Linked DNA regions of Homo sapiens: regions 2, 3 and 4 are each linked to region 1. A link is a contact called in ENCODE Hi-C or POLR2A ChIA-PET data. All regions are on one chromosome and are shown on one strand. The core of a region is the stretch at or near the end of the contact, and the rest is flanking DNA. Distances in the headings are between cores, read along the strand shown. Region 1 holds the start of ERCC6L2 (ERCC excision repair 6 like 2). Region 2 holds the start of ZNF782 (zinc finger protein 782). Region 3 holds the start of ZNF510 (zinc finger protein 510). Region 4 has its middle 34 kb from the start of PRXL2C.

The links. Hi-C counts contacts between places; a loop is a spot of excess contacts on that map. ChIA-PET counts read pairs that join two places held with the same protein, here RNA polymerase II (POLR2A). Pooled maps may share reads with other maps.
Region 2: a loop to region 1 is called in a map of B cell, with 33 times the contacts of the local background. The contact joins the promoter of ZNF782 here to the promoter of ERCC6L2 in region 1. A Hi-C loop is called at or near these places in 1 of 168 maps with a recorded cell type or tissue (B cell) and 7 of 50 pooled maps.
Region 3: a loop to region 1 is called in a map with no recorded cell type, with 10 times the contacts of the local background. The contact joins the promoter of ZNF510 here to the promoter of ERCC6L2 in region 1. A Hi-C loop is called at or near these places in 2 of 37 single-sample maps with no recorded cell type and 9 of 50 pooled maps.
Region 4: a loop to region 1 is called in a pooled map, with 2.4 times the contacts of the local background. The contact joins the enhancer-like site here to the promoter of ERCC6L2 in region 1. A Hi-C loop is called at or near these places in 1 of 50 pooled maps. POLR2A ChIA-PET finds 5 or more read pairs at or near these places in 2 of 52 experiments (GM12878 and H1).

The regions. Positions count from the first base shown.
Region 1 is chr9:95,871,273-95,879,272 of GRCh38, forward strand. ERCC6L2 (ERCC excision repair 6 like 2) reads left to right here and starts at 4,419. Exons shown (of 19, transcript NM_020207.7): 1 at 4,419-4,812. The coding sequence starts at 4,767. ERCC6L2-AS1 (ERCC6L2 antisense RNA 1) reads right to left here and starts at 4,705. Exons shown (of 3, transcript NR_023390.1): 1 at 4,593-4,705. RefSeq lists enhancers at 3,590-3,719, 3,950-3,999, 4,040-4,139, 4,274-5,148, 4,280-4,509 and 1 more.
Region 2 is chr9:96,851,784-96,859,783 of GRCh38, forward strand. It overlaps ZNF782 (zinc finger protein 782), which reads right to left and starts at 2,731. Exons shown (of 6, transcript NM_001001662.3): 1 at 2,305-2,731; 2 at 1,070-1,286; 3 at 164-222. The coding sequence starts at 178. RefSeq lists silencers at 2,064-2,153, 2,434-2,503.
Region 3 is chr9:96,773,844-96,781,843 of GRCh38, forward strand. It overlaps ZNF510 (zinc finger protein 510), which reads right to left and starts at 4,244. Exons shown (of 6, transcript NM_014930.3): 1 at 4,191-4,244; 2 at 2,157-2,402; 3 at 945-1,003. The coding sequence starts at 2,226. RefSeq lists a silencer at 4,005-4,104.
Region 4 is chr9:96,685,493-96,693,492 of GRCh38, forward strand. No RefSeq gene overlaps it. Among named protein-coding and RNA genes, the nearest start is that of PRXL2C, 34 kb to the left of the region's middle. Within about 2 kb of position 1,344, at least 29 of the 41 ENCODE cell types and tissues checked have a DNase peak (open chromatin) inside an H3K27ac peak, as active enhancers do.

The DNA of each region.
Region 1 (8,000 bases), core at 3,169-5,668:
TGTTACATGGGTATATTGCATAATGGTGAGGTTTGCACTTCTAGTGTACCTGTCACTCAGAGTGAAAGTTGTTCCCAACAGATAATTTTTCAACCCTCACCTCTCTCCCATCCTACCCACTTTTGGAGTCCTCTGTGTCTATTATTTCCTTCTGCATGTCCATATGTATCTATTAGTTAGCGCCCACTTTTAAGTGAAAACACGTGGTATTTGATTTTCTGTTTCTGAGTCATTTCACTTAGGATAATGGCCTCCAGCTCCATCCATGTTGCTGCAAAAGACCTGATTTTATTCTTTTTTTTTTTATGGCTGCAATATATTCCATGGTGTTTATATACCACATTTTCTTTATCCAGTCATCTCTTGATAGACACTTAGATCGATTCCATGACGTTGTTATTGTGAACTTTACTGTGGTAACATACAAGTGTGGGTGTCTTTTCAATATAATGATTTATTTTCCTTTGGGTACTCAGTAGTGGGATTCGTGCATCAAATGGTAATTCTACTTTTAGTTCTTTGAGAAATCTCCATACTGTTTTCCATAGAGGTTGTACTAATTTACATTCCCATCAACAGTGTATAAGCATTCGCTTTTATATTTTGAGAGTTTTTATAAACATGTTTCAACCAGTATTTCTTGGTGTTTTGTTGCAGGATTTTTATACTTATCTGACATGAGGTATTAAATGTTCTATTATTTGAGTCTATTTATTGAGTCTATGAAGTAAAAATGGTGTTGGTGAATATTCAAGGTGTAATGATATTCATTATATGGGACCATGATATACTTCTAACACTGACTCTATATATCTTTCACTATACCTCATTCAAGCCTCAAATTTTCCTTTCTTTGGCCGGAGCTTTTTTGTTGTGTTTTGCTTTTTAAACTGTGATAAGAAAGAACATATTATATAAAATGTACCTTCTTAACCATTTTTAAGTGTACGGTTTAATAGTGTTAAGTATGTTCACACTGTTGTGCAACGTTGAGTTTTAAACTTTAAGATTTAGGTTATTTGTGGCAAGGAAGGACAGGTCTATTTTATCTTCTTTCTCTTGCCTTCACTCATCTTTGCTTCCTTATTGGCTGGAACGACGTATGAAGGGAGAAATGCTGCAACCTAAAATCATCTAACTAAAACTCAAAAGACTTAATTTCTTGTGTTGTCTTAGAGTTTCATATCTATTTTTTTCTGGAGCCTTTTTGCTAGATTAACTCACAATTCTGGAGATCTGTCAACCACATACAGATATATATTTGACTTTTGCAGTGTGAAGATAAAGAGAGACTATTTTTTGGCAAATTATTGGTGGGTTTAATCATCCTTCCATGAGCCTGTTTTGAAATGCCTGTGTTATCACCATCTGTGTTATTTTTTTCTCTTTTGTAGTTTTAATTGGCTTAATTTTTGCTAGATCCTCCTTTGCCAAAAGTTTTGTATGTGATTCAGTTCATTCATGTGATTTATCCAACATCACACATATTAACTACAGGAATTCCTTAATATTTTACAAGATATTCAGTTTAACTTTGAAGTGACTGGTCTGACAGCGTTAGATGTTCACAATATCAGCACCTAGACAAGGATGTCAATGCAAAGACAAAAGCTACTGGGGGAAGGAATATTTGAGAATGTCTAACTTTATGAGGCAACTAGTTCACTAGGACATATTTTCATGTCATGATTATTTCTGCTTCAGTATACACTGTAAGTACAGCAGTGAGGTTAAATAATAAACACTCAGAAAATGAGGGCCGGGCGCGGTGGCTCACGCCTGTAATCCCAGCACTTTGGGAGGCCGAGGCGGGCGGATCACGAGGTCAGGAGATCGAGACCATCCCGGCTAAAACGGTGAAACCCCGTCTCTACTAAAAATACAAAAAATTAGCCGGGCGTAGTGGCGGGCGCCTGTAGTCCCAGCTACTTGGGAGGCTGAGGCAGGAGAATGGCGTGAACCCGGGAGGCGGAGCTTGCAGTGAGCCGAGATCCCGCCACTGCACTCCAGCCTGGGCGACAGAGCGAGACTCCGTCTCAAAAAAAAAAAAAAAAAAAAGAAAATGAGGTATCCTCCTCTTTTGTTAGTCACAAGGGTATTCCTTCAACCAGATGATACCTCCCATTTAAATCAAAATTTATTTCTGAATTTGCTTATCACTTCTATTAAGAGGTCTGCTCTGTCAAGAGCTACATCTTAACTCAATGGACCTCTGGAAAAATAAGACAAAATTACACAACTAGTCATTTCAGAGAGGGGAAAAAAATCAAACTTCTTCCCTGGTAGTTGTAGGGGAAAAAAAGAAGCTTGATTAAAATTTCAATTTGCCATTTTGATTTTAGAGACAATGTGAAAAGAGATATAATCCATCAATAACAAGCAGCAGATTTTTCTAGATTTTAAGATTTCCAATATCAGGGTGCATGTCAGAATCAAGAATTACAATTATAATTAGTAGTGTTTTTCGCTGTGTCGCCAGATTAGAGTGCGGTGGCGCAAACTCGGCTCACTGCAACCTCTATAGACCTCCCGGGTTCAAGCGATTCTCCTGCCTCAGCCTCCTGAGTAGCTGGGACTACAGGCATGTGCCACTACGCCCAGCTAATTTTTGTATTTTTATTAGAGACGGGGTTTCACCATATTGGCCAGGATGGTCTTGATCTCTTGACCTCATGATCCGCTCACCTTGGCCTCCCAGAGTGCTGGGATTACAGGCATGAGCCAACCGCGCCCGGCCTATTAGCCAAAATATTAAACTGACATAATGGCTATGTAGAATGCAACTTTCAAGTGGATGCATTCCATTGATAATAATAGTAATAACAACACATATATTCCTTACTATGACCAGCTACTGTTTTAGGAGTTTTACTTAATTATCTAATTTTTTACAATTACCATTTTTAGGTAGTTTACTATTATTAGCTTCACTGTAATGGTGATAGGTGAGTACAATAAAACACGGAGAAGTGATCTGGCCAACAACTCACACATAGATGGCTGAGTTAGATGTTTCACTTAGGCTTAAAGTTATTGCCTGCTGGTAAGCAAACAAGTCATATTTTAAATGAAGCATTTTATGAACACATACTACTAGTTTTTAGTATCTGCCATAGAATTGAGATCTATTTGCAAACAGCCATATTGTTTTCTTAAGACACTACTGTAGGCAGAATAATGATCCCCCAAAGATGTTTATCTCCTAATTTCCGGAATTCGTGAATATATTAGCTTACATGGCAAAAGGATTCTGCTGATGTGATCAAGGGCAGAGACCTGGAAATGGGAAGATGATCCTGGATTACTCAGGTGAGCCCTCAGAATCTTTTCCAGCTGCAATCAGCGGTAGACTTGAGGATGGAAGGTTCAGAGAGATGGCATATCACTGGCTTTGAAGATGGAGGAAGGGACCAAAGCCAAGGAATGTGGACAGAAGCTGGCAAAGGCAAGCTAAGGATTGTCCTGTGGAGTCACCAGAAAGGAGTGCAGCCCGGGTGACACCCAGGTAGCACTTCTGATCTACAGAACCGTGAGATAATAAATGCATTGTCTGTCAGATGATAAATTTGTGCTGTTTCAAGCTACAAAGTTTGTGGTTTTTGGTTATTGTGGCAATAGGGAACGGATACAGGCCCTGTCAGGTATTTCACTCAATCCATGAAATACCTTACAGTATACAAATTTTAACATGCGCGGGAGCCACTTACGGATCCGTCTATCTGTGCTGCCTGGGAGTGTCAAGAGGCCGTGTCCTTCATTCACCTCGCGCGTGGGCGGCGCTGCCCTGAAGATGCTCCCGGGCTCAGTGCAGACGGCTCAGCGTTCTCTCGCGTTCAACGAACCGCCAGAAACGTCAGATGGTACGGAGGAAAACACTTTACACTTTAACAGTATTTTTACGTTTATTTGCAGCAAATGTTGTTGGCTTTGTATTTAAAGTATTTATGACTCACTATAAAGTGTAGGATCCAAGAAAACGCGCTAGTTTCACTTGGCCCCCGTGGCTGTCCCGGGGAGCTCTCCAAGGAAGGACTGGTTCCTGAAGTTCCTGGGGTGCTGCACCACCACGGAAGAACCAAGCTCCACAGAGAAGCCAGAAGCCGCGACCGCGGGGACGCTCTCTGCCAGGCCTCCACCGCCTCAGCGGCCCTTTACAGCCACCGCATTCTCCATGCCCCCAGTTATTTCTAGCTTCGCACAGCGCCCGGCCCACCGAGCGACCTCAAACCTCGCGACACTCGCAACTCCCGAGGCCCTTCCTGCTACTGGCCTCAGAGGGAAGAGACATCGGGAAGATTGCTCCGCCCACAGAAAGGAAGATTTCGTTCTCGCGAGATCCCAATGACAATTCGGGAGCCCGTTCTCGCGGGATTTTCCAAGACCGGGTTGGAATTTGCGGGGGTTAGGAGACGGAAGTCAGAGCCTAGGAAGATTTGGGGGTCGCCTTGCCGGCCTCCTGTCCTCCTCCGGCGGCGGCGGAGCCCGAGAGAACTAGGTGAACACCGCTTTGCCAGCCTCACACAGCGTCCCCTGGCTCTGCCGCCGCTCCGGACGTCGCCCTCCCGTTCTGCTTGGGTCCCCTTAGTCGCTACCTTTGCTGGGATCCCCCTCCTCCATCCTGTGGCTTCGGGTTGCCGAAGAGCGATGCTCGGAGGGCGGCCGGAAGTGGCGTTGGCCGCCATTGGCCTGCCGGCCAGCCACCTTGCTGTCCTCCGCCGCCTTCCGGGTGTTACATGCAGCCGGGCTCGGCCCCTCCCCCTGGCCGGATGGATCCGTCGGCGCCACAGCCCCGCGCGGAAACCTCAGGCAAAGGTACCAGCTCCGCGCTCGCCCCTTACGCAGAGGCCTGTGTACTGCGTCGCGTTGGACCAGTTCTTGCCGGTGCCCTTCGGGTTGGGGTTTTGCCCTGTAGATCCTCTTCAGTGACAGCTGCAGATTGTGAACCCCTCCAGGCCTGGAACCAAATCTCCGATTCAGTGTTGAGAACCTGGACTCGGGAGTCAGCCCCTGGGATCTAGTGCTGCCTCTGACAGTTACTTGCTGAGCAACTTTGGGCAGGCTCCTCATCTGTAAAACTGGGTTCATTACTAGGTTCTTGCGATTATTAAATGACGTGGGGAATACGCAAAGTATTTATGTGACCCCGCGTGTGGCCCATATTAAGCACTCAGTAAATGTTATTTTCATTCTTTATTCTTGTATGCCCCAGTTGTTAGTGAATGGCAGAAGTTTGTTGTAAGTAGATAAATGAAGGTTGAGATATTTAGTTCAGTTGAGTTTTATTGCCTATTGAGTCAGGGCATTATATTCTGCCTTAAATAGGAGGTTTAAAGAAGGTGTGATTATCTACCACAAGTCACCTGGGATGCCTTCTGGCACCCAAATGAGTAGTTTTCATTAATAATTGTGCTGTATAACAAAAGCTACCAGGTATTGAGTGATTTTCCTGAGCCCAGCAATATGCTGATTGTTTACTTGCTTTCCTTTGAGGAAGATATCGATCTCATTAAATAGATGAATTCAGAGCTAAAGTTCAGAGAGGGCAAGTTACAAGCCTGAATTCTGAGGTCTAGGAATTGATGACGCTGTAATTCAGGGACCAAACATATAAATACCTATAGGAGACTGGCAGCTAAAAATAGATGAAGCTGCCGAGTGGATATTGTGACTGGGAGGCTCATTCCTTTTGATAAATCTAGTCACTCTTGGTATTTAGGGAAATTGGTGGAAGGAGCAGAAAGCTCCAGGGCCCCGAGGTGGGAACACCCTTGAGGAATGCTTGAGGAGGCCTTTGGAGTGAAAGAGGGAGAGAGAGACCCTATCACCAGAATGAGTTGAGTTGGTAATTAGTTTAAACCAAAACAAATGATTTCGACTCATTAAATTTTAGGACACTTAACCCATTTCCCTGTTAAATCCAACAGGAAATCTTAACAATTTAAGCAGTTGTTCTGTAGTTTGGATACTGAGAGATTCCATTTCTAACTCAACTGAATTTATTTCGTCCTAGAAATTATCCGAACTCAAACCCAAAATACTCCAATAAGTTGTGTGATTCCCTTAAGGCTTTTTTTTTTTTGCACATGCTGTACACTTATCTGAGATACAGTTCTTAGACCCCTTTCCCTTTTAAATTACATTTCTCAATACTCCCTTCTCATAGCACTCTTCTTCCAATGCAGTTTTTACAGTTATGTATATGTTGGTGTACTTTTTAGTTTTCTCGCAAGATATCAAGGATTTGTGAGATTGATAATTTGTAATAGGCCAGGCGCATGGCTCACACCTGTAATCCCAGTACTTTGGGGAAGCTTAGGCGGGAGGATAGTTTGAGGCCAGCCTGGACAACATAAGCGAGACCCTGTCTCTACTAAAAATAAAAAATTTAGCCAGGCATGGTGGTGCACACCTGTAGTCCCAGCTACTCAGGAGGCTGAGGCGGGAGGATGGCTGAGCTCAGGAGTTGGAGTTTACAGTGAGCTATAATTGTGCCATGACACTCCAGACTGGGCGACAGAGACACTCTTGTCTAAAAAAAAAAAGAAAAAAAAAAGAATGTGTAATAAATTCGCATGTTCACTGAATGTCTGCTGTGTGACTCTGTGTTGGTCCTGGGGATAAAATTTATAACAGTACAAACTTTTCTTGGAAAGGAAATTACTCTCTACTGGAAGGAAAAGACAAAAAACCAGTGGACATGATAATTAAATGTTATGATAAGTGCTACAGAGGCAATAAAATGATGAGATAGAGAATAATGGGTACCCTACGCTAAATAGGTGGACTGGGAGCAGAGAGACTGGTTAGGCATAATTTAGGGAAAGTTGATGGTGGCATGCTTTAAGACAGAGGTCTGCAAACTACTGCCTGTGGGCTAAAACTGGTCTGACACTTTTTTTTGTAAATAAAGTTTTATTGGAACACAACTGTGCCCATTTGTTTATGTATTGTCTGGTTGCTTTTGCATTACAAGGGCAAGAGACTGTATGGCCTACAAAATCTAAAGTAACAAATAGCTAATAACTGACTCTAGAGAAAATGTTTGCCAGCCTTTGCTTTAGAGAGATAGTGGCATGGAGGAAAGTGATTCATTTTTGAAGTAGAACCAGGATATTCTGATGGATTGGATGTAAGGAGTAATATTAAATGAGGTTTAAGGGCTGACTAATGGTTTTCTACCTTGAAAAGTTGGTTAGATGATGATGCCAGTTTTTTGTTTTTTTTTAAATGCCAGCTTTTTTTTTTATTATACTTTAAGTTTTAGGGTACGTGTGCACAATGTGCAGGTTAGTTACATATGTATACATGTGCCATGCTGGTGTGCTGCACCCATTAACTTGTCATTTAGCATTAGGTATATCTCCTAAAGCTATCCCTCCCCCCTTCCCCCCACCCCACAACAGTCCCCAGAGTGTGATGTTCCCCTTCCTGTGTCCATGTGTTCTCATTGTTCAATTCCCACCTATGAGTGAGAATCTGCGGTGTTTGGTTTTTTGTTCTTGCGATAGTTTACTGAGAATGATGATTTCCAGTTTCATCCATGTCCCTACAAAGGACATGAACTCATCATTTTTTATGGCTGCATAGTATTCCATGGTGTATATGTGCCACATTTTCTTAATCCAGTCTATCATTGTTGGACATTTGGGTTGGTTCCAAGTCTGCTATTGTGAATAGTGCCGCAATAAACATACGTGTGCATGTGTCTTTATAGCAGCATGATTTATAGTCCTTTGGGTATATACCCAGTAATGGGATGGCTGGGTCAAATGGTATTTCTAGTTCTAGATCCCTGAGGAATTGCCACACTGACTTCCACAATGGTTGAACTAGTTTACAGTCCCACCAACAGTGTAAAAGTGTTCCTATTTCTCCACATCCTCTCCAGCACCTGTTGTTTCCTGACTTTTTAATGATTGCCATTCTAACTGGTGTGAGATGGTATCTCATTGTGGCTTTGATTTGCATTTCTCTGAGATGATGCCAGTTAATAAGATGCA
Region 2 (8,000 bases), core at 1,481-3,980, 980 kb after region 1:
CTACTAACCCTGACAAAGCTGACAGCAGAGTTCATGGTGAAACTGTATATATTTTCCCTCAAGATTTACTTATCTATTTCTCCTTTTCCATTTAATGCAAGGGCCTATCTAAACCTCATAAAATCCATTACAATACAAAGTGGGGAATGAATAAAAAGCTTACCTGAAATGTGTTCATTTTCTGTGGCTCTTGGGAGAGTATAGAGAACTGTAAAGCCTCAGCTGGGGGGACAGAAAGAGGATGTCACACGGTCTCGCCTACCTCACAGCTCCTAGATTAGCCTCCCCAAATCTCAGCAACCCAGTTGGAGAGCAGCCTTCCTAAGGTAACAGGGCCCTTCAGGCCTTGAAAAGGCATGAGAAGCACCACGTAGAGGTGGCACTGTCTACGACAACTCTGAAATAATTATGGGGCTTAAACTGCTGTTTTTTATTGAGTGAACATAAACTTTTCCCAATTGATTTAACAATGCACATGTGCTTCTAACACACACACAAAAATAAAGACAATACAGGATTAGTTGAATTAAAGTACACCACAGGGTAAGACACTATTCTTTCATTAAAATTAACCTAGCAGGTACTGTGGTTCAAGCCTGTAACCCCAGCACTTCGGGAGGCCAAAGAGGGAGGACAGCTTGAGCTCAGGAGTTCAAGACCAACCTGGGCAACATGGCATGACCTTGTCTCTACAGAAAATAAAAACTTAAAAAATTAGCCAGGTGTGGTGGCATGCGCCTGTGGTCCCTGCTACTTGGGAGGCTGAGGCAGGAGGATCACTTGAGCCCAGGAGGTAGAGGCTGCAGTGAGCCATGTTTGTGCCACTGCACTCCTGCCTGGACAACAGGATGAGACTCTGTCTCCAAAACACAAAATTAACTTAGCAGAAAAATATTCAGTGTGCATCATTTAACTATTTTTCTTAGTAATATTATTTACCCTTGGTATAGACAATCCACAGAAAGTCTTATAAAAGAGATGAGATACTTTAAGGCAAAGAGTTTTAGATGTTTTAACTGGGATGTATTTCTCAAAAGGCCCTTTGGATAAGATGCTTTTGGTGACTCACCTGTGAAAGAATGAACGGAACTGTTTTCCTCCTGGCTCTACCACAAACGAGGGATCCCCGGAAACTCACTGAACCTTTCATGCCCAATGTCTTTAAAGCTTTCAAAAGAATCAGAAGTAGATAGCCACGGAAAACCCTTCATGTATCATCATGCATGGGATTCTATGAGGTAGGGACAAAGTCTCCAGTGTCACATATGTTAACAGCAGTATGGCATCTGTAAAGAGTGGAGAACAAAGCGACTGGGGGCTACTTTGGGATCTGGGGACAGAATCTCCGGTTACCCCTACCCTCAGACCTATGCAATGATGTGGCCTTTCCTGAGCAGCCTGTCCCTGGCCACCACCTAGCCCATTTTGCTCTTCTCAAAGCTGGCCCAAACCACCCACTGTCACCCATTGTGTGGTGGCTTCTGGAGGCTTCACCAAGTCTGGCTCATTCTGGGAAGGAGGATCAAGAACTGCTTCTGACCATACACATCTAGGATCTGCTCCTCTGTGGGCTCTTCTGCCTCTGCTCTGAAGCTCGGGAGGGAGGCCTAGGTCTGAGAGGTGTTCTCTTCCAGGTAAAACTGTTCACAGAGACCCCTGCTTCCCACCTCGCAAGGGCTGCTCTGTTCAAGGAGCCTGCGACCTGACCTGAGAAACCATGTTAGTGGCAAAAATCTGACTCTTAGAATTCTTTACATCAGACTTAAAAGAGAGACACCCTGACAATGCAGAAGGGGCCAGGAACCTGTCTGACCCAAGAGATCTGAAGACACACCAGAAATCCAGACTACATTTGACACATGGTAAGATTCCATCTACATCCACTCCCTGAGTATTTGGGGACATGACATTCTGCTAAGTGCTGTGAAGGCTGCAATGCTGGTTTTAGGCAGGTGTGATATTAGCGCCTGAAACGGGAAATAAATCACACCTGCCTTTGAACCCCAGCTCCCTCACTGCTAGCTTGTGACCTGAGCCTCAGTTATATTTAATGCAGATGTGGTTGTGAGGTATACATAGGCACCCAACGAATGGAACAAAGTGTCTTCTAAATATAACAGCAGCAGTCCGCTCATGGCTTAGTAGCCTACAGTCGGCTGTTTGCTTTACAGGTGGTGACTTAAAGTTTTAAACCAACGCCATGAAGCAGTCATTATTAATACCCTCACTTTCAGATGAGAAACCTGACTCTCATCCACGTCCCTACATTCGCCTCGGCTTCCAGTTGACAGAGATGGAACTTACCCGGGTTTTTCCAGCTCCAGAGCTCGGGGTCTCGATGCAGACCCACCGTCCGGGGATTTCGGGCACGTTGTCGCCCGCGTTACAAATGCGCTTTCCCCACCCCCGCCGCCGCTCGCGCCGGGCTCCGGTCCCGCACACCGCGGCCCGCACCCGGCACCTGCTCCGGACCAACGCTCAGCCTCAGCCGCCCCGGGAGCCAGCGGCCGAAGTCCCTCTCCAGCGGCCGGGAAGGCCGAGGGCCCGCCCGGTCGCATCCACTGACACAGGGGGCGGGGATCCCACAAACTTCCCGCTTCCTCTCCCGCTTCCGGGCACAAACGCTGTCCTCCCGCCCCAGCTGCGCCCCCTCTACTTTCCGAGCCGACCCCCGAGCTTCCCAAACCGCTTCCCGGGAGTCTCGAGAACCCAAATGAGGAGGCGGGGCTCTGGCTGCACAGGCGCAGAAGGAGCCCAGGAGCCCCATCCCAGAGTGCTGCGCGGCGAACCAGACTCATTCAGGACTACATTTCCCATAAGCTCTTGCGTCCGCCTTCGACGTGACTCCTCACGTTTCGGCGATTCAGAATTGGCGGGGATGGAGTTTTTATGAAGTCTCCCGCTCAGGCTCTCCAAGAACAGGGAGAAGTTAAAGGTTAAAACTTAAACGCTACTGACAAATACAAAGAGTAGCCCTCCATTGGTTCCCGGTTGAACCAACATTTTTTTTTTCCGTAAGACTTTCGGAGACAATTGGGAAGCTGAATATGGATTGGGAATTGCAAATATTGAAAAAAAGTACCATTACTTTTGTGAACTGTGAAAAAAAATTAAGAATTTTGTAGAAATTTTTTTTTTAAAAAAAGGGATCACTACTGAAGTATTTAGCATTGAAATGATATAACTTTGAATTTACTTTACAATTTTATACATTTTCAACCTGGAACCTCCACCTTGTCTCTTTACAGCCTACCCGACCCATTGACCTGTGAGCCCTGTCCTGGCGCCCCCAGGCGTGAGGGTTCTAAGGCGGGTCGAGCCCGGTGCTGCAGGTGTTAGAGAAAAGCTTTTGGTTTTTATCCCTTAACATTGCTTCTTGCCGAATTCTCTTATTGATTCAACATATTTAAATTTAATGTTAATTATCTTAGGTTTCCATGCGCATTAACGAATTTTCTTGCTTTTTGCTGATTGTTTTTTATTTCCGTAGGTTATTGGGGAACAGATGGTGTTTGGTTACATGAGTAAGTTCTTTAGTGGCGATTTGTGAGATTTTGGTGCACCCATCACCTGAGCAGTATACACTGCACCCCATTTGTAGTCTTTTATCCCTTGCCCCGCTGCCCTCCGCCATTCCCCGCCAAGTCCCCAAAGCCCATTGTGTTATTCTTATGCCTTTGCATTCTCATAGCTTAGCTCCCACTTATGAGTGAGAACTACGATGTTTGGTTTTTCCACTCCTGAGTTACTTCACTTAGAATAATAGTCTCCAATCTCATTCAGGTCGCTGCAAATGCCATTAATTCATTCCTTTTTATGGCTAAGTAGTATATCATCAGATACATACCACAGTTTCTTTATCCAGTTGTTGATTGATGGGTATTTGGGTTGGTTCCACGTTTTTGCAATCGCAAATTGTGCTGCTATAACCATGCATGTGCAAGTATCTTTTTCATATAATGACTTCTTTTCCTCTGGGTAGATACCCAGTAGTGGGATTGCTGGATCCAATGGTAGTTCTACTTTTAGTTCTTTAAAGAATCTCCACACTGTTTTCCATTGTGGTTGTACTAGTTTACATTCCCACCGGCAGTGTAGAAGTTTTCCCTGTTCACTGCAGCCATGCCAGCATCAACTATTTTTTGATTTTTTGATTATGGCCATTCTTGCAGGAGTAAGGTGGTTTTGATTTGGATTTCTCTTATCATTAGTGATGTTGAGCATTTTTTCATATGTTTGTTGGCCATTTGTATATCTTTTTTGAGAATTGTCTATTCATGTCCTTAGCCCACTTTTTGATGGGATTGTTTGTTTTTTTTCTTTGATGAGATTGATTTGTTTGAGTTCGTAGTAGATTCTGGATATTAGTCCTTTGTCAGATATATAGATTGTGAAGATTTTCTCCCACTCTCTGGGCAAAGTGAACAGCTGAGTAAAGATTAAAGGTGAGCTGCGAGGTGTTGTTACCTCAGAGGGTGCTCTGCAGAAGAGTATATCCATGAGCTACTTGAACTCTTTAAATCAAAACAAAAGGAAAAAAGTTTATTCTAAGCAAGTTTATTTCTTGTCTGATGGTTATTAGATGGGAGAACATTGCCAGATCTAAGCTACCAACCTCAAAAATGTTTTCAAAAACAAATGGTTATTGAACATCACATTTTACAGAGATTCTGCTCCCTTTCTCCCGCCCTCCCCAGAGAGAGCAGTCCTGCATGCGAATGATCAAAGGTCAGTCTTAGGACAACAATGAGAAAACAAGCTATTTAGATAAACTCCTCTACATTCCCTTGTTATTTGCTTTTTACTATTAACTCAAGGTAAGAGGATCAGGCTGCCTTCAGCCATAACCCTTTCCTAAAGCTTTTGCAAAACCTTCTGGCCTTCCAAGAAGGTTTGCCCAGTTCTTTGTAGGACAGATGATTGATAGATGTAAAGTAATTCATGAGTAACCCTGCTTAGCAGGGTTAGAGGAATCCCAGGGATACATAGACTGGCAGCTGTTTCCACCTTAAAACCAACAGAATTGTCTAAGTTGCAGATGATGTAAGACAGAACAATTTTTATGATGTGATCATGAAGATGTGAAAAATAGGGGCTGTAAGAAGGACCATTCTTTATACACGTGCATTCCTTATCAAGCCAACAACTGACTATGGGGAATGTTTTACAACCTCAGAGACCTGCGCCTGCCATGCTGCTCTGCACAGCAGCCACTGGGGGGCTCTCTTGACCGCAGTTTTTTAAGCTAGTGCCCTATATAGAAGGGTAAGTTTTTGTGAAAAGATTAACATTTGCTCACTATCACATGGGTTTTACATATTCAAGCTTGACGTACTTGTAAAGTTCCCATCTGCCTACCAGCTAGGTGTCAGACATTACATGTGGTAGGCACTTGAGGATTTACTGAATGACTTTAAATCCACACTGGGCCTGTGTGTGTGCTGCCTTTTATGAGTGTGAAGGTGACAACACTGCCTCTTTTCATGATGCCCTTGGCTGAGATGACCATCATTCTTGTGACTAAAACTGGGCTGTACATTTCTATGGGCACAGTAGGTAGCAGAAGTATCTGACCTATGATTGTGATATGGCCTCTTGCTCTGCCTGATCAAGCAAAGTCTCTGTAGAACATAAGAATAAAAGGCACTTACTTTCTGGTCAAAACCAGAAGAAACCTGTCATTCCTAAGAGTTCTTATTACAGCACTCAAACTAAGCTAAATCAAAGGCCAGTGCTCTATTTTGCAGATTTACATAGAAAGACTTGAAAGTTATGCTGATATTGACATTTGTCCAACCAAACTAGAAGAGGATTGTCTTGTCACCCATTTATCTTGCTGTGGAGCGATGACCATGAGGTTGCAGGGAGTGTGAAAAACTGCAGGCTCTCTGAGAACATTTAATCTGATGACATGTGAGTTTGTAAGGTTTTTGTGAACTTTCTGATAATTTTTCAATATTTTTTTGCTCCCATAAACTTAACACTTTAAGAAATATTTTTAAAGGTTACATTGTGCAGATGATGGAAATGGACATGAAAACCACATCTTTCTATTAGCTTTAGAATAACAGTTCATAGTTTTCATTGTTCATTGGTAGGTCTTGGTAAATTGCTCTTGTAATAATCTGCTCATAAATTGAAAAGTATTTTTCTGGTGATTTTTGGCAGTTATCTTCCAAGTATACTACCAGAACATAATAGTACAGTAAATATCTTTATGGCTTTCTAGAGGCCGTCTGCAAGTTCCAGTCTCTCTTTAAGGTGCACATGTCTGGCCTTTGAAATAATTGGCCGCTGACAGGTCTAGGGCCTCTAGACTGTGAAAAATGTGTAGCTTCACCCTGAGTCATACATTGTGCATTTGCTCTTGCTGGTGTTTCCGCTGCCTTTATCTGAAGATCTGTTTTATAGAAACCTTGACATACAGAATAGCCACAGATCCCTGTGCCCCTATCCCCTCCCCCAGGAGTGTTGCCTGTGTTTAGAGATTGGGCTGATGAGTTAGAAGCTCTCCTCAGGCAGTCTGAGAAACATTGCATTGCTGGACATCACCCAATGCTCACCTCACTCAAGAGCTTCCTAGGGCACTCATACAACCACAACAGCACTTTGGGGTCCTTGAGTTACCTATGAGAGTGCAATAAATCTTGCTGAGTCAGGGGGTTGCTCACAGATGGCACCAACTGGACACAGAAACATGAGCTTCATGGGGTCTTTCTTCCAGTCTGGCCTCATGACTGCTGTAAAGGGAAGGGCCTTGGAGCTGGTAGGCAGGGTGAGCCAGGGAGGCATTTTTAGCAAAGGCTCTCAGAGTGCCCACTGGACAGTGAGAATGGCTTTGTGGGTGACGCTTAGGAAAATATGAAGGAACACCTCATATGAAGATCAAGATCGTGACAGGCAGTGGCGCGAGGTTTTGTTTGTTTGTTTGTTTGTTTTACATTTGCCTGTAGGTAAGACTGTCATTCAGAATGTATGCAGCCACAGAAGTGGAGCCTGATGGCTAAGTAGAAATCTCTGCCAGCTGTGCTCCCCACAGGAATAGCCTCAGCAGTGGACCTGTGGTGAGGAGAGAGTCCGTGCTTGGCGGAGGGAGAGCACAGCAGCTGTGGGACTTTGCACTGAACTCAGTGCTGCCTTGTTGTAGCAGAAAGCAAAACAAGGTTGCACTCATCTGATGCCTCCACCCACGGAGGAAACATTTACACTAGTGCCCACCCACGGAGGGAACATTTACACTAGTGCCCACCCACGGAGGGAACATTTACACTAGTGCCCACCCACAGAGGAAACATTTACACTAGTGCTAGCCAGAAGGGAATTGTTTATCCCAGTGGTTGGAACTTGAGTTGTGGAAAGCCTGGCTACTGCAGGATAAAGTACTCGGGGTCCTTAATAAACCTGAAAGGCTGTCTAAGCCACAAGGACTGCAACTCTTAGGCAAGTCCTAGTGCTGTGCCGCGCTTGGAGCCAGTGTATTTGGGGGCATGTGACCTAGAGAAACAGCAGCTAGGGCAGCTATGGAGTGCTTGCCCACCCCTCCTCCAACCCTAGACAGTGCAGCTCGCAGCTCTGACAGAGACCTCTTTCTTCCGCTTGAGGAGAGGAGAGAGGAGAGGACTTTGTCTTGCATCTTGGATACTAGCTTACAGTAGGAGGGGGCACTGGTCAGAGTCATGAGACCCCCCTTTCAGGTCTCAGCTTTGGGATAACATCTCTAGACAAACTCTGGGCTACAAGGGAACCTGCTTCCTTGAAGGGAAGGACTCAGTAATGGCAGGATTCTTCACTATCTGACTAAAGAGCCCTTGGGCCTTGAATAATCAGCAGTGGTAACCAGGTAGTACATGCCATGGGCCTCGAGTGAGACTCAGAGATGTGCTGGCATCAGGTGTGACCCCGCACATTCCCAGCTGTGGTGTCTGTGAGGAGAGACTCCCTCTGCTTGAGAAAAGCCGAAGGCAGAGTAAAGAGGATTTTTCTGGAGCTTAGACACCAGC
Region 3 (8,000 bases), core at 2,994-5,493, 900 kb after region 1:
GGGATCACAGGCGTGAGCCACTGCACCCGGCCCCTGTTGACATCTTGATCTCAGACTTCACCCGGCCCCCGATGACATCTTGATCTCAGACTTCTGGTCTCCAGAATGGTGGGAAAATAAATTGCTGTTTAATCTACCCAGTCTGTGGTTCTTTATTATAGCAGCCCTAGCAAACTAATACTAAGGCTCTAACCTTTATCTCCCTCCCCTCTCTTATTATTCCCTAAGAGGAAGTCCAAACTGCAATAGGCAAAGATTCTTAATGGACCTTGCATGCCTTGTTTAGCCTGCTCTCAAAATGCAGTAATCTCCTGTACTGCAACAATGAAAACCTTACCCATTTTTCAGGACAAAATCCTTTTAAACTCTCCACCTCTGATCAACAGAGCCTACACCATCGATCTCTCCTTTCTTTGACAGTCTGTCTACCTGAACGTCTGTTTCCATTACCTGAAAAACTGTATTAATAATAAAACTGAAAAACTGTATTAATAAAAGCCTGAGTTTGGCACTAAGCCGTCTACTTCCACTGAGGAAAAAGCAGAAGCAACATACTGCATTTATTTCAAGGCTGTTATGAGAAAGATTTGCACTGACACATGAAGACCAACAAAGACATTTTCCCTGACTTTGATAACTTTAGATTCCATGAGGAATCAGCCTGGTTTTAAGCTTCTCATCAATGCAAATCTGTAAAAAAAATACTGTCTGTCTGGCTCTCTGCCATGGCTATCAGAAAGAATGAAAACTGCAGTTCCATTTTGGAAAATCTGTAACATCAGGCGACCTCCATCTTTCCACATGCCAATTCTGCTGTGCTACTGCCCTGCTTTTCTATATATTCCTTGAATGATTTTGATCCATTTCTACATTTCCATATTAATATGTGGACCCTTAAACACCTATGAAATCCATGATGAAAAAGGTATTAGTAATTAACTCACCTGAGATATGTTCATTTTCTGCTGCTCCTGAAAGAGTGTGGAGAACCGTAAAGGATAACCTGGGGGTGAGGAAGGAGTCATGAGAGATCTGGGCAGCCTCCATCTTACCTGCCTACCAATGTCATCACACCAGCTGGGGAAAAAGGCCTCTCTACAAAAAATGTTCCTTTGACCTTTGAGAAGGGACAAGCAGCACTACAGAGAAAGCACCTCCTGAATATGTGCATCTTTAATATGATCATGTGGATGAACCCTTGCTGTGTGTGTGTGTTTTTTTGTTTTTTTTTTTTGAGACAGGATCTGGCTCTGTTGCCCAGGCTGGAGTGCAGCGGTGTGATCTCAGTTCACTGCAACTTCTGCCTCCTGGGTTCATGCAATTCTCCCGTCTCAGCCTCCTGAGTTGCTGGGACCAAAGGCACCCACCACTACACCCAGCTAATTTTTGTATTTTTTGTAGAAATGGGGTTTCACCATGTAGCTTAGGCTGGTCTCGAACTCCTGACCTCAAGCAATCTGCCCGCCTTGGCCTCCCAAAATGCTGGGATTGCAGGGGTGAGCCACCAGGCCTGGCCCCTTGCTGTTTTTCATCAGGCGATTGTAGACTATTTTCCTATTGATTTATTTAAAATGTATGTCTTCTTTGACTAACAACTTAAACAGAATTAACATTAATATTCTGTTAATATTATTTACACCAATAGAAAACACAAAACTGAAAAAAAGGAGATGCTGAAAGACTATTTTAAAATATTTTTGTTCTAACTTATAGTTTCTCAAAAGACTTTCGATAAGACACTTCTGGTGACTCACCTGTGACAGAGTGAACAGCACTGTGCTTTGCTCCAAGCTCTGTCCTGAGTGACCATGGACAAACTGTTCATCCTAGGTTCAATACTTTTTAAGGTTTTAAGAGTCAGAAATAGAAATCCTTTCCTGTATTATCATTTTTGTGATTCTACAGGTTCAGGATAGAGGCAACCTTAGTAAATTTCTAGATGCTACATGTGATGGATGTTGTGTGAGAGTGACTCAGAATCTGGAAAGAGTGAGGCAAGAATGAAGAAAATGGGGGCTCTATGAGGAGGATTAGAGACAATTTCCTCAGCCCTGGCTGGTTATGCCTTCCTTGGAGACCATGGAGAAAAGCCCTCCAGTAATGTGGCTTTTCCTGTGCAGTCTGACAGTCACCCACGCCTCTCAACCCCAGCTTACCACCTTCTGCAAGTTGGCCCACAGTGTTCAGTGTCACACAATCTGTGATGGCTTCTGGATGTGGCGACATCACCAAGTCTGGTGCTCTCTGGGCAAGGGGATGAAGAAGTGCCGCTGGTTGGGCAAATCAAGACCTGCTCCTTTCTGGGTTCTTCTGCATCTGTTTGGAAGCCCTGGTGAGGAGGTCTCTGTTCTGTCAGAGAGCAGTTCTTCGGTGGGACTCCTGTTCCTGGGGCTCCCTCCTTCCTGCAACATAAAGAGCTGCTTTGCTCCAGAGAAGCTGGGGCTGATGCCTGGGTAACAAATTTATTTTAGTTGAAACTTTCATGGAAAACAGTGTTCTTCACGTCAGCACAACTTCCATTTTGGGCTGGATAATCCTCTGACATAAGGAGTGGTCCTGTGCATTGCAGGATGTTTAAGAGCATTTCTAAACATGCACTAGACACTAGGACACCCCTTCTCCCTGTTGTGACAATCAGAAACGTCTCCAGGCCGGGCGTGGTGGCTCACGCCTGTAATCCCAGGACTGTGGGAGGCCAAGGCAGGTGGATCACCTGAGGTCAGGAGTTCAAGATAAGCCTGGCCAATATGGTGAAACCCCACCTCTACTAAAAATACAAAAAATTAGCTGGGCATGGCCATGCATGCTTGTAATTCCAGCTGAGATTACAAGCTGGGAGGCTGGGGCAGGAGAATCAGTTGAACCTGGGAGGTGGAGGTTGCAGTGAGCCAAGATCACACCACTGCCCTCCAGCCTGGGCGACAGAGAGAAACTCAGTCCCCTCTCCCCCCACCAAAAAAGTCTCCAACATTTCCAAAGTTCCCTAGGGAGCAAAATCCTCCTGGTGAAGAAGTGACCTAAGGCCTTAAACCTGATTCTCTTGGCATTAATTAGAACCCTGCTATCCATGACTACAGCCTCCAATCACATCAACTACTGAGCACTGGAAATGTGGCTAGGACCACATGTTGAAATAACATTTTGGATACACTGAGAAAACCACAGTATGTTCTTAAAATTAATTTCATGTTTTAGATTTTCATGTAGCTACTAGTTTAACATTTAAAATTACGTATGTGACTCATCTTCACTGCCCTAGAATATCAGACTGACTTCTAAAGACAGAGACAGGAGGGACAGCACAGGAGGTGGCAGGGGCCTCAGTCTAACCCAGAGGCTCTGGAGACATCCCAGAAACCCCACAACAAATACACTTGCCACATAGTAAGATTCTGTCCACACTGACTTCACAATCATTGTCCTGGGGTTTTGGGGACAATCACTCAGTGCTGTGAAGGCTGCAATGCTGGGTTAGGTAGGTAGGCCATTACAAACAGCCTGATTCGGGGAGTAAAGTGTTTATGTATTGACATCCTAGCTCTCTCATCCTTTGTGAGCTTGGCTCTATCTTTTCACTCCTCCTTCTTCATTTTTAATGATATAAATAGGGTGGTTGTGAGAATTAAACGAAATACTACATGAAAAGAACAAAGTGTCTTCCAAATATAACGGGAATCAACATTTACATGCTGCTTAGTAACTAGCGCTTAGCTAAATGCTTTACAGGGGATGGCTTACCTCTGAACGACACAAAGCAGTTTTTACTAATATCCTCATTTTCAAACGCTCAAGTGACAGAGCCAAAATTCACGAGGTCCTTCTAGCTCCTAGGCTCGGCCTCTCACCGCAGACCCACGGGCTGTACGCGCTTTGTGGCAGGTTCATGGTCAATACAATAAACGCGCATTCCCCTCCTGAAGCCAGCACCGCGTTTTCCGACGCCTGGCTGCATTCTGGCGCCCATACCTCGGCCCGCACCGAGCATCTTCCAACTAGGACTCAGCCCCACCTAACGCCCCCGGAGCCCGCCCCCACCGGCCCTTCTCAGGCTGAGGTCCCGGGCCGGCCGAGGCACAGGGAGCGACGGCCTGCTTTGGGGGAGTTCCCGGGACGTCGCGTTCCCGCCCCCTGGACACTAGCACATCCCTCCCTGCAGGTCCGCAATCCGCGTGGAGGCCCGGCGCTCTCACCTGAGCTGCGAACCCTCTGCACCAGCAAACACTAACAGGGAGAAGCCGGAAAGTGGGGTTGACTGCACATGCGCAGACGAAAACGCGCATATCCGTTCCCAGCATGCTGCGCGGTAACCCATAACATGCAAGACTACGTTTCACATGCAGTACGGCGCCAGCTGTCAGTGTTTTTTTGTTTGTTTTTCCCCCAAGATTTATGGCGTAATAACATGGACCGTCCTGATAACTGGAGCCCGGGTTCTGTCAGAGCCCCAGAGGTTGTGGGTTAGACTTGATGACATAACAGCAAATGCAGCGTGTGGTTACAGAAAGCAAGAGCCGCGGAAGACGTTTGAAAACAATTGGGAAAATTTGTATACGGACTGGAAATTAGAATTATTAATTAATTGTGGCAGCATTGGGATTATGTAGGTAATCTTGCTTATTCATAAAGAGATGTCTATGTAAGTATTTAGGATTGTATTATGTTTGTAAGTTTTTGGGTTTTTTGGTTTTTTTTTTTTTTTTTGAGACGGAGTCTTACTCTGTCGCCCAGGCTGGAGTGCAGTGGCGCGATCTCGGCTAACTGCAACCTCCGCCTCCCGGGTTCAAGCGATTCTCCTGCCTCAGCCTCCCAAGTAGCTGGGACTACAGGCGCCCGCCACTACGCCCAGCTAATTTTTGTATTTTTAGTAGAGACGGGGTTTCACCATGTTGGCCAGGCTGGTCTCGAACTCCTCACCTCAAGTGATCCGCCTGCCTTGGCCTCCCAAAGTGCTGGGTATACAGGCGTGAGCTACCACTCCCGGCCCGTTTGTAAGTTCTTTTTAAAAAATAATTAGAAATGGGAAGTATGGCAAAATGTTAAGAATATCTACTTCTAGAATATGGACATGCTTATTGACTATGTGTTGGAAAATTTTATAATATAAAGTTGATAAAGGGAAAATTGGGACTGTAATGTTACAAGTGTGCCTTTTAACTTAGAGCTGCCACAAAAATACATAAACAGCTTTGTGAATAAAGCCGTAAAATGTAACAAATACTAGAAAATGGAAACCATTATTAACATAAAAGAATAATATTTGTGATCCTCAGTTTATCTCTGGGGGGAAAAAAAGAAAAAGCAAGTAAGCTGTTCAGCATTACATAATACCTGAAGTACACACAATCCCAACTAAGAAAACCGTTATCCACAAATTATGCATCTCCTAGAGATGAGCTTGCTTAAATCTTATGTGGTATGCTTCTGAAATCAGGAACCAAATTAGGAACCTCTCAGCACAGTATTTTATGACACTCTTTTTAGTAACACACATACACTCACACACACACGGTTGATACTTTCTAACAGGTTATTTTATATGGCAATGATAAGTTTTGATTAGCAAGAAAAAAGATTAATGGCAACAGTAAACTAGTGCAGTATATATGAATCAAGGTATAAAATTTTACTGTTGACACTGAAAAACACTTTAATAGATACTGGAGGAAAAGACTAACATTTGTTTTTAAAAATTCTAATCATCTATGTTTTCTAAGTATATATTTTCTTTTTTTGACATTTATATATTTTGCCTGTTTTCCTAAAGGAACTATTCCAATTTTCATTCTAATAAAAACTTATGGTAATGATCAGAAAAGAATTGAAAATGCATAGCAATATCTCTATATTTACTATGTATACTATCACTAAATATTTAAAAATTTATCCTGGTGCAGTAAAAGTTCAACTATATGAAAAAGAAAGAATGTAGTATGTATCAGCTGGCTTTTAAAGCAGTGGAAAGAGAACCTTCAGTAACCTTGTTAGGACAATGAGATAGGTGCTGGGACAAAGGACATATCCATGGCACTAACATTACAATCAATAATTTTCACAAGGATTCATTCAACAATAAGCAATTAATAATATCAAAGTTTTAAATTTTTAAATTATACATTTCTTAAGTTTTTAAGAGAAACAGGTGTTTTAAAAAGATAAACCCTTTAATTCCTTTCCAAGGAAAGTCTCGCCCTTCACATCTGTCTGAAGGCTGAGACCTTGCCTGGTGCCCAAAGAGCTGCTCTCCGCCAACTTCCAAGTTCGGCGCTGTGTGTGTAGATGCAGCACCACCGCAGCTGATAAATATTTGCAGTGAGGTTTGGTTTGTTTGTTTGTTTTTGAGACCGGGTCTCACTATGTCACCGAGGCTGGAGTGAAGTGGTGCGATCACGGCTTATTGCAGCCTGGACTTCCTAGGCTCAAGTGATCCTCCCACCTCAGCTTCCCAAGTAGCTAAGTTTTGGACCTCCCTCCCTCCCTTCCTCCCTCCCTCCCTCCCTTCCTCCCTCCCTTCCTTTCCCTTTTTCTTTCTCTTTCTTTGTTTTTGTCCATGTTGGTCTCAAACTCTTGGGCTCAGGCGATCCACCCACCTTTGCCTCTCAAAGTGCTGGGACTACAGACGCGAGCCACCATGACTGGCCTGCAGTGAGATATTTTGAGGCTATAAAACATCATGTTTCTCTTAAAGTATCACTCACTAATTTAGTAGTGTTTCTTCATTCACCTGTTGAAGGGCAGCTGGTGGTTTCCAGTTTTTGACAATTATGAATAACCCTGTAATGTAAGATTCACACGCAGGTTTTTGTATAAAAATAAAATTTCAATTCACTTTAAAAAATCCTTTCTTCTTTGTGTTGCCTGGTCTGTCTATTCTTTTGCAGATATATTGTTTGGATTACTCTAATTTTATAGAAAGCCTTGAAATCTCATAATGTAAATTCTCCAATTTTTTCTTTTTAAGAATTATTTTGGCTATTCTAGTTTCTTTGCCTTTCCATGGAAATTTTAGAATCAGCCTGTTGACATCTACAAAAAGATTGCTGAGATTTGGGAGAGCTGGCATCTTAACAATATTGAGTCTCTCAATGAGTGAAATTGGTGTACTTTGGGTGGAGTCGTTCACACCTGTAATCCCAGCACTTTGCGAGGCTGAGGCAGGCAGATCACTTGAGGTCAAGAGTTTAAGACCAGCCTGGCCAACATGGTGAAACCCCATCTCTACTAAAAATACAAAAAATAGCCGGGCATTGTGGCACGTGCCTGTAATCTCAGCTACTCAGGAGGCTGAGGCAGGAGAATTGCTTGAACCCAGGAGGTGGAGGTTGCAGTGAGCCAAGATCGGGCCACTGTACCCTAGCCAGGGCAACAGAGCAAGACTCCACCTCAAAAAAAAAAAAAAAGAAAAAAAAAGAAAATGGGATATTTTACGTGAATCTTTCTTTCCTTTCAGCTGTGTTTTGTAGTTTTCAGTATATATATATATATATATATATATATATATATATATAGATCCTGCACACATTTTGATACATTTGTACAGAGGTGTACCTTTCTTTTTTCCTTCTTTCTTCCTTTCTTCTGTTTTAAATAGATTTTTTTAAAATGTCACATTCCAGTTGTTCACTGTTGGTATACAGGGATAAGATGACTTTTGTATATTGACATTTATCCTGAAAACGTGCTAAACTTGCTTATTAATTAAATAAGTTTTTTTGGTATATTGTTTGAAATGTTCTACATATATAGTCATTTTGTCTGCAAATAGTGACCATTTGTTTCTTCCTTTTCAGACTGTATGACTTTTCTTTCTTTTTGTTCCTTTATTTCACTGGCCAAGACTTGTAGGATGATGTTGAATAGGAGTACTGAGAGAGCATTGTTATCTTAATCTGTTTTCCAAGACGGCATCTTGAATGCTGCATCCTTGGGGGATGGGGTGAGGTGAGGAACAGAATGCTCTTCCTCACATGGCAGAAGAGAGAAAGGGGCAAGAGAGGGCCAAA
Region 4 (8,000 bases), core at 94-2,593, 810 kb after region 1:
TTTTTTTTTTTGAGACGGAGTCCCTGTCGCCCAGGCTGGAGTGCAGTGGCGCGATCTCGGCTCACTGCAAGCTCCGCCTCCCAGGTTCACGCCATTGTCCTGCCTCAGCCTCCCGAGTAGCTGGGACTACAGGCGCCCGCCAGCACGCCCGGCTGATTTTTTGTATTTTCAGTAGAGACGGGGTTTCACCGTGTTAGCCAGGATGGTCTCCACCACCTGACCTCGTGATCCGCTCGCCTCAGCCTCCCAAAGTGCTGGGATTACAGGCGTGAGCCACTGCGCCCGGCCTGAACTTACTGTTTTTCACAAGAACACAGTACCATGCTCAGTTAATGACTACCCAGAACTAGATGGGGACTCCCAAAGTGCCATCGTCAAGAAAGGGCCCCAGAATGCACTAATTTTGTTTTAAAGACATAAGACTGTGCAGAATTCCAGAGGGCAGGAATCATTTGTCTTTGATTCCTAGAACCTGACATAATGCTGAACACATAGCTACATAGAAGACGCTGGTAACTGCTTCCATTTTTGTTAAGAGTGGCAGTTAAGTGGCTGAAAAAAGTGTTATGTTAAAATTACTGCTAAAATGTATTAGGTATTCTCTACGAACTAAGAGTGTGTTTTCTTCTATAGACAAATCTTTTCTGGTTGGATTTAAAGTTGCAATCCCCACCAGCGCCCACTTGCAGGAAGCTCTTTGTGGCTCAGGTAAAATTCTCTCTACCGCAATTCTTCGCAATTCTTCAAAATTCTGTGGAAAATCACGAAGGAAGGAAATGTTTCCCAGTCTAGTTCACGGACTAGGCTAGAAAAAATGTTTAGTAAATGCTTTACTAAGGAAGACTTCCAATAATCTTTTAAAGCTATGTGCCAAGGTATTTTTTCTCTTTTTTTTTTTTTAAGTTTTGTTCTTGTCTCCCAGGCTAGAGTGCAGTGGCGGGATCTCGGTTCACTGCAACCTCCGCCTCCGGGTTCAAGTGATTCTCCTGCCTCAGCCTCCTGAGCAGCTGGGATTACGGGCGTGCACCACCACTCCCGCCTACTTTTTGGATTTTTTGTAGACGGGGGTCTCCACATGTTGCCCAGGGTGGTCTCGAACTCCTGACCTTAAGCGATCCGCCCGCCTCGGCCTCCCGAGTAGCTGGGCCTACAGGCGTGAGCCGCTGCACAGGCCGCGATGTGGCAATTTCTTCCCAAGTTTGCAGTGTATTTTTACAAATACTAATTTAATAGCCTGGAAGGTGTGTCTCCTGGCCCAGGCCGAGCTGCAGGGGGCGCCAAGCTGCGGCTATGAGGGGAATGCAATGGAACCAAATGCTCTGAGGAGCCCCAGCACCGTGCCTCGACCTCACCGGATTCTGGTCCTCACTGCCGCCCGGGCCTTTCCGCTTCTTCACCAAGGCGGACAGGCTGACGCACTACCACGCCGCGCGACAGCGACCGCGCGCAAAGCGCCAGGAACCCCCCCTACTGCCCGCCCCGCGCTGGCGAAGCGCGACCCGTCCCGCCCCGCCCCGCCCTCGGCACAGCGTCAGAGGCGGGGACGCGCGCTGGTCTATTTTTGGGCATCCGGATGGCGACTGCGGGAAATCGAGTTCTCATGCTGGGGCGAAAGGTGTGTCTGCAGGAGCCAAATCCAAATGAGCAGTCCAGGTACTTCAGAGTTTTAACCTGAGCGAAACAGGAATGTCTCGGGTCTTAACAGGACCGTCCGCCCGCTCGGAAGAGGCGAATCTCCCACGGCAGACGTCTGGGTGTGCGAATGCCAGTTGAGCGGGGCCTCGAGGACGCGTCACACACAGCGAGGATTTGAGGAGGGAAGCGCCTTCCAGGTAGAACGGTTTCTGGGTTCAGAGAACGGAAAGTTCAGTAAAGTGCGTAGGGGTGAAGTGGGGATGAGGCGGGAGAGGGATGCAGCAGCTAAAATATTGCTTTGAATACCGTATTTGAGGCGTTTGGACTTTATTGTAAACGCATTTTTTAATTTAATTTTATTATTATTATACTTTAAGTTTTAGGATACATGTGCACAACGTGCAGGTTTGTTACATATGTATACATGTGCCATGTTGGTGTGCTGCACCCATTAACTCGTCATTTAGCATTAGGTATATCTCCTAATGCTATCCCTCCCCCCTCCCCCCACCCCACAACAGTCCCCGGTGTGTGATGTTCCCCTTCCTGTGTCCATGTGTTCTCATTGTTCAATTCCCACCTATGAGTGCGAACATGCGGTGTTTGGTTTTTTGTCCTTGTGTAAACGCATTTTTAATTTAAAGAGTGTTGTGAGGCCGAAGCGGGCGGATCATGAGGTCAGGAGTTCGAGACCAGCCTGGCCAACATGGTGAAACCCCGTCTCTACTACCTATACAAAAAATTAGCCAGGCGTGGTGGCGCGCGCCTGTAATCCCAACTACTGGGGAGGCTGAGGCAGGAGAATCGCTAGAACCCGGGAGGCAGAGGTTGCAGTGAGCCGAGATCGCGCCATTGCACTCCAGCCTGGGCACCAGGGTGAGACTCCGTCTCAAAAAAAAAAAAAGAGTGATGTGATGTGTATTTTAGAGAGATAAGTGCAGTGGATTAAAATGGATTAGAAAAGGCAGGAAAAAACGATAGGCTGTTAACTTCGTTTTGGCTCTAAACTTCTCGTAAAGAAGTGGAGCAAGCAAGATGGGGAATGGAAGGCAAGAAGTATGAAATCTGAGGCGGACCTTTGCAAAGGATCGTTTCAGTATGACTTCACAGGGGAGTTAGGGAGTATAGGTGATATCTCAAGAGTTATCTCGGCCAGAGACAAGGGAGCTGGGCTTTCATACACTTACCTTGTTTTTCATGGGTTAAGGGCCGCTGAAGAGGATGTAAGTGTGCAGACACGCCTAGCTCTGCACATTTAGGGAAAGCAGTTTAATAGGCTGAACAAAGGCAGTCCTCTCAAGATGACCCTTCAGTGTGGGCATTTGAAAGTGAAAGCAGGTTGAAGTTGAGTGAAGGGGCAGGTGTGTGTGCACAGAAGTGGTACAAAGTGATTGGAGGGGGTGTATCAGTCAGGGTTATCCAAATAAATAGAACCAAAGGTTGTGTGTGTGTGTGTGGATAAGGAGGTTTATTTTAAGGAATTGTCTCATATAATTAAGGAGGCCAGGAAATCCAAAATCTGCATGGTGGACTGGCAGGCTGGAGACACAGAAAAGAGTCATTGCTGCCGTTCAAGGCTGAAGACCCAGGAAAAAGCTGACGTTGTGGTTCAAGTCTGAAAGCTGTCTGCTGCAGTTCCCTCTTGCTAGGGGGAGGTCAATCTTGTTCTAATCAGGCCTTCAGCTGACTGGACGAGGCCCACCCACGTTATGGAGGGCAATCAGCTTTACTCAAAAGTCCACGTATTAAAATGTTAATGTCATCCAAAAACATCATGGAAACATCTGGAATAATGTTTGACCACATATTTGCGTACTGTGGTTATGCCAACTTGACATAAAATTAACCATCACAGGAGGCATCTTGGTGGATGACTGATGTTGTTCTTCTATATATACATTTTGTTGTTTTGTTTTTACGAAAAGAAGATCAGGCTGGGCACAGTGGCTCACGCCTATAATCCCAGCACTTTGGGAGGCCAAAGTGGGTGGCTCACTTGAGCCCAGGAGTTTGAGACCAGCCTGAGCAACATGGTGAAACCCTGTCTCTAGAAAATATACAAAAATCAGTTGGGCTTGGAGGCTGAGGTGGGAGAGGATTGCTTAAGTCTGGGAGGTCAAGGCTGCAGTGAACTGTGATTGCACCACTATGCTCCAGCCTGGGCAACAGAGTGAGACCCTGCCTCCAAAACAAAACAAAAAAATCATTCACAAGGCAGCCTTTCCCAGCCGTGATAGACAGGATTGGCCACAGGGCCAGGGTGGTACAAATGAGCCTGGGAAAACTCTTGGGTATTAATCATGAAGAAACGTTTGCCAGCATGGCTTCACACTCTATGACTGGGTTGTACATATCAATTTTGCTTAAGGGAGAAACTTGAATTTCCTTGTATTTAAATTTTTTTTTTAATAAGTAGAAGCAGGTTTTAAGATGTTATGAAGTCAGACTCTTGCCTTGCCAAATATAGGACAGTATTTCTCTACCATTTTCTCCCTTCAACACATGACAGATTTGAAATATACATCAACGTACTGTTGGAATCATAAAGATGTGCTTTCTGAAAGGTTAATTTGTGAACTCATATTTAGTAGCACGGATTCCCTGACTTAAGTACTCATTTGATAAACATTATGCCAAGAAATGTGCAGAGGAAACAAAGGCAACCAGACCCTGCCCCTGCCCTTAGGCAGTTTACATCTGGTGGAGCAGCGTAAAGACCAGCTAGAGAACAGAGAATGTTAAAATGCAGATTCTCTCCTTCAGAGTCCAACTCAATAAGTGAGGTCAGGAATCTGCATTTCAGTAAGCCCCCAGGTGATTTTGTTGCAAGCTGTCTGGGTTATACTTTGAAAAACACTGATCTGGTGGGAGAGAGAACTCAAGATTGTGTAATGAGTTCAAGATTAGGTACTCATTCCTCTGATTCTTCCTGAAATACGTGGGGTAAACAGTGCATGGTTGCAAAAGCAAGGTAATCTGAAAGCCAGAATCAAGATTATCTTCCAAAAGTGGATTGAGAAGACTGAGAATGCCATGGATTAAGGTAGCTTTCTGTAAACTGGGCATATATTGATTTGTGAGAGAAAGAGGTATCAGAAGATCCCAACTCTTCAATCCATTTATTCAGCAAACATTTGTTGAGTGTCTGTGTTGTTCCAGTTGCTCTCAGGCATACCGTTCTGTTTAAAGGAAAATAATCCCTTCACCTGTGTCCTAAATCCTACTACCTCCTGTTTTCCCATAGGAATTACTTTATTGGTTGTCAGCTTCTTTTCTTGTATCTTCAGTCTTTCCTCTGCTCATTTCAACATATAAACACCTCATTTCAACATATAAACACGTTTCAATGTGTCTCATCTGAAAAATAACAACTTCTTTGACCCCTGTATCTACACTTTCTCTGACCATATCTGCTTTGTCTTCACAACCACGTGAGGATGCTTTTGGTTGCATGTAGCGGTAATACAACTCCCACTGGCTTAAGCAAAAGGAAATGTCCTGTTTTAAGTGACTGAAAAATCTTTAGGCAGAGCTTGGTTCAGTATCTCAAACATTTTTTTAGGACTCTGGTTTCCTTCTGTCCCTCTTCTCTCATTGAATCCTTACTCTCTACTTGAGGCCCACTTCCTACCCAATCTAGCAGCTTTAAATTCTCTCCTTATTGTTGTATTGACCATGGGAAGAAGATCTTTCCTAGTAGCCCCCAAGGAAGAGAGAGGAAGTTTGACTTTTTCAGAAGGACTCAAGACTCCTGGATAATACTGTATGTGGTATAATGACTACCATTGTGATCCTGCCTCCCTGTAACCATATCTTTTTGCATGTCACTTGCACACTGAGTCTGGGCTTGAACATATGACTGACTTTGGCCAATATAATATCTTTTTATGTGATGCAACCAGAGATTTGAAAATTGTTCTTTGGAACCTTGAGATTTCCATGTGAAGAAGCATGAAGATTGAGAGACCATGTGGAGCAGAAATGAGCTGTCCCAGATAAGCATCACCTCATTCCTATGATTAACTGCCACCCTTAGACCCAGACCATTAGTTCTTAGCTGAGCCAGTCCAGACCTGAAGAACCACTCAAGCCAACTGACAAAACTGTGAGAAGTAAAAAAAGTTTGTTGTTTTAAACTATTCCACTAAATTTTGGGATAGTTTGGTTTTGTAGCAAAAGCAAGTTTACACACTGGGTTGCTTGTCTATCCCTGATCCAATCAGTATGTTAGAGGGGTTGGCTTATTGGATTAAGCCAATTAGAACTACCCTTGAAGGTGGCCTTAGAGTCAATCCCACTTAAAACTGGCTAAGAACAGGGAGATTCCCTGAGGAATCTCTGTTTCAGGACAGGAGTTTGGTTCCTGATTGTCTCATCCTTCAGGCATGTGCAGGCCTGAGGGATATAATGGACGTGGGTCTACAGAGCACTGTCTGCTGTCATGCTCCTTGAAAGGCTGAGGAGGACATACAGGAGCTCTGATCTAAGAGCCAATCTGGCCTGAAGTCTTTCAGCTGGTATCAGGATCTGTTATGAGACTTCAGGAGCTTTGAAGGTCCAGGAGGGATTCCAGAAGGCTTTACTGGAGACCTGCTGGGTTCTTTTGGATCTTTCCCTGAATTTACCTAGGAACCAGTTTCAAGAGTTCCTATGGGAGTTTTTTAGGGAAGGAGGAGATGGGAATAAGGAATGTGGGGCGGGTAGGCAAGGTTGACAAGGCCTCAACTATAGTATCCTGGGGTTCAAATTTCTGCCTGAGTGTCTTTGTGTTCTGGACCTTAAAGTATAAGCTCTGTCCCTGGCAGGTCTCAACTCTGAGGGAATGAGGAGGTGTTTATGGGTCTCTCCCTATCCCCATAGGCTCTGTTACCTGTCGTAACAACTTCATACACAAACACCATAGCTTATCCTTGTATCCACTGGCTTCATCCTAAAAATTCAACAGTAATCACATGTCTTCTCAAAAGGGTCCTCTTCGCTCCCCAGTTAACTATTATTTTTTCTTTAGCCTCCCTACTGCATTCTTCTGTTTATGTGTCTGTTCAGGCTATATGGAAAGTAATGGGTGGTTATGTTATGCCCCTACTTCCATCTCACTCTTCTCTTCTCTTGTTTGATGTAGCAATTAGGATTGCACCAAACCCCACATGTACATTGCACTGCTGCCCTCAAATTGACCTGTCACAAGGAGCGTTTCAGTTGCTTCACTAAATATAAAGAGGCTGAATCCTATTAAAAATCAGAATGTCAGTTTGCGGCCAGGCGCGGTGGCTCACACCTGTAATCCCAGCACTTTGGGAGGCTGAGATGGGTGGATCATGAGGTCAGGAGATTGAGACCATCCTGGCTAACACGGTGAAACCCCGTCTCTACTAAAAATACAAAAAAATTAGCCGGGCGTGGTGGTGGGTGCCTGTAGTCCCAGCTACTTGGGAGGCTGAGGCAGGAGAATGGTGTGAACTCGGGAGGCGGAGCTTGCAGTGGGCCAAGATCACACCACTGCACTCCAGCCTGGGCAACAGAGCGAGACTCTGTCTCCAAAAAAAAGAAAAAAAAGAAAAAAAATGTCAGTTTGCATTTAAAAGAATAATCTTGGCCGGGCGCGGTGGCTCATGCCTGTAATAACAACACTTTGGGAGGCCAAGGCAGACAGATCACTTGAGGCCAGGAGTTTGAGACTAGCCTGGCCAACATGGTGAAACCCCATCTCTACTAAAAATACAAAAATTAGCTGGGTGTGGTGGCACACGCCTGTAATCCCAACTACTTGGGAGGGCGAGGCATGAGAATCACTTGAAGTCGGGAGGCGGAGGTTGCAGTGAGCCAAGATTGTGCCACTGCACTCCATCCTGGGCAACAGAGTGAGACTCTGCCTCAAATAAAAATAAAAATAAGAATAAAAATAAAAATAACCTCTGCCGAGACCAGCTCGGTCACGGAGACCCTAACCCAGCGGCGCTAGAGGAAGTAAAGACACACATACAGAAATATAGAGGTGTGAAGTGGGAAATCAGGGATCTTACAGCCTTCAGAGCTGAGAGCCCCAAACAGAGATTTACCCACATATTTATTAACAGCAAACCAGTCATTAGCATTGTTTCTATAGATATTAAATTAACTAAAAGTATCCCTTATGGGAAACGAAGGGATGGGCTGAATTAAAGGAATAGGTTGGGCTAGTTAACTGCAGCAGGAATATGCCCTTAAGACACAGATCGCTCATGCTATTGTTTGTGGCTTAAGAATGCCTTTAAGCGGTTTTCTGCCCTGGGCGGGCCAGGTGTTCCTTGCCCTCATTCCTATAAACCCACAACCTTCCAGCGTGGGCATTAGGGCCATTATGAACATGTTACAGTGCTGCAGAG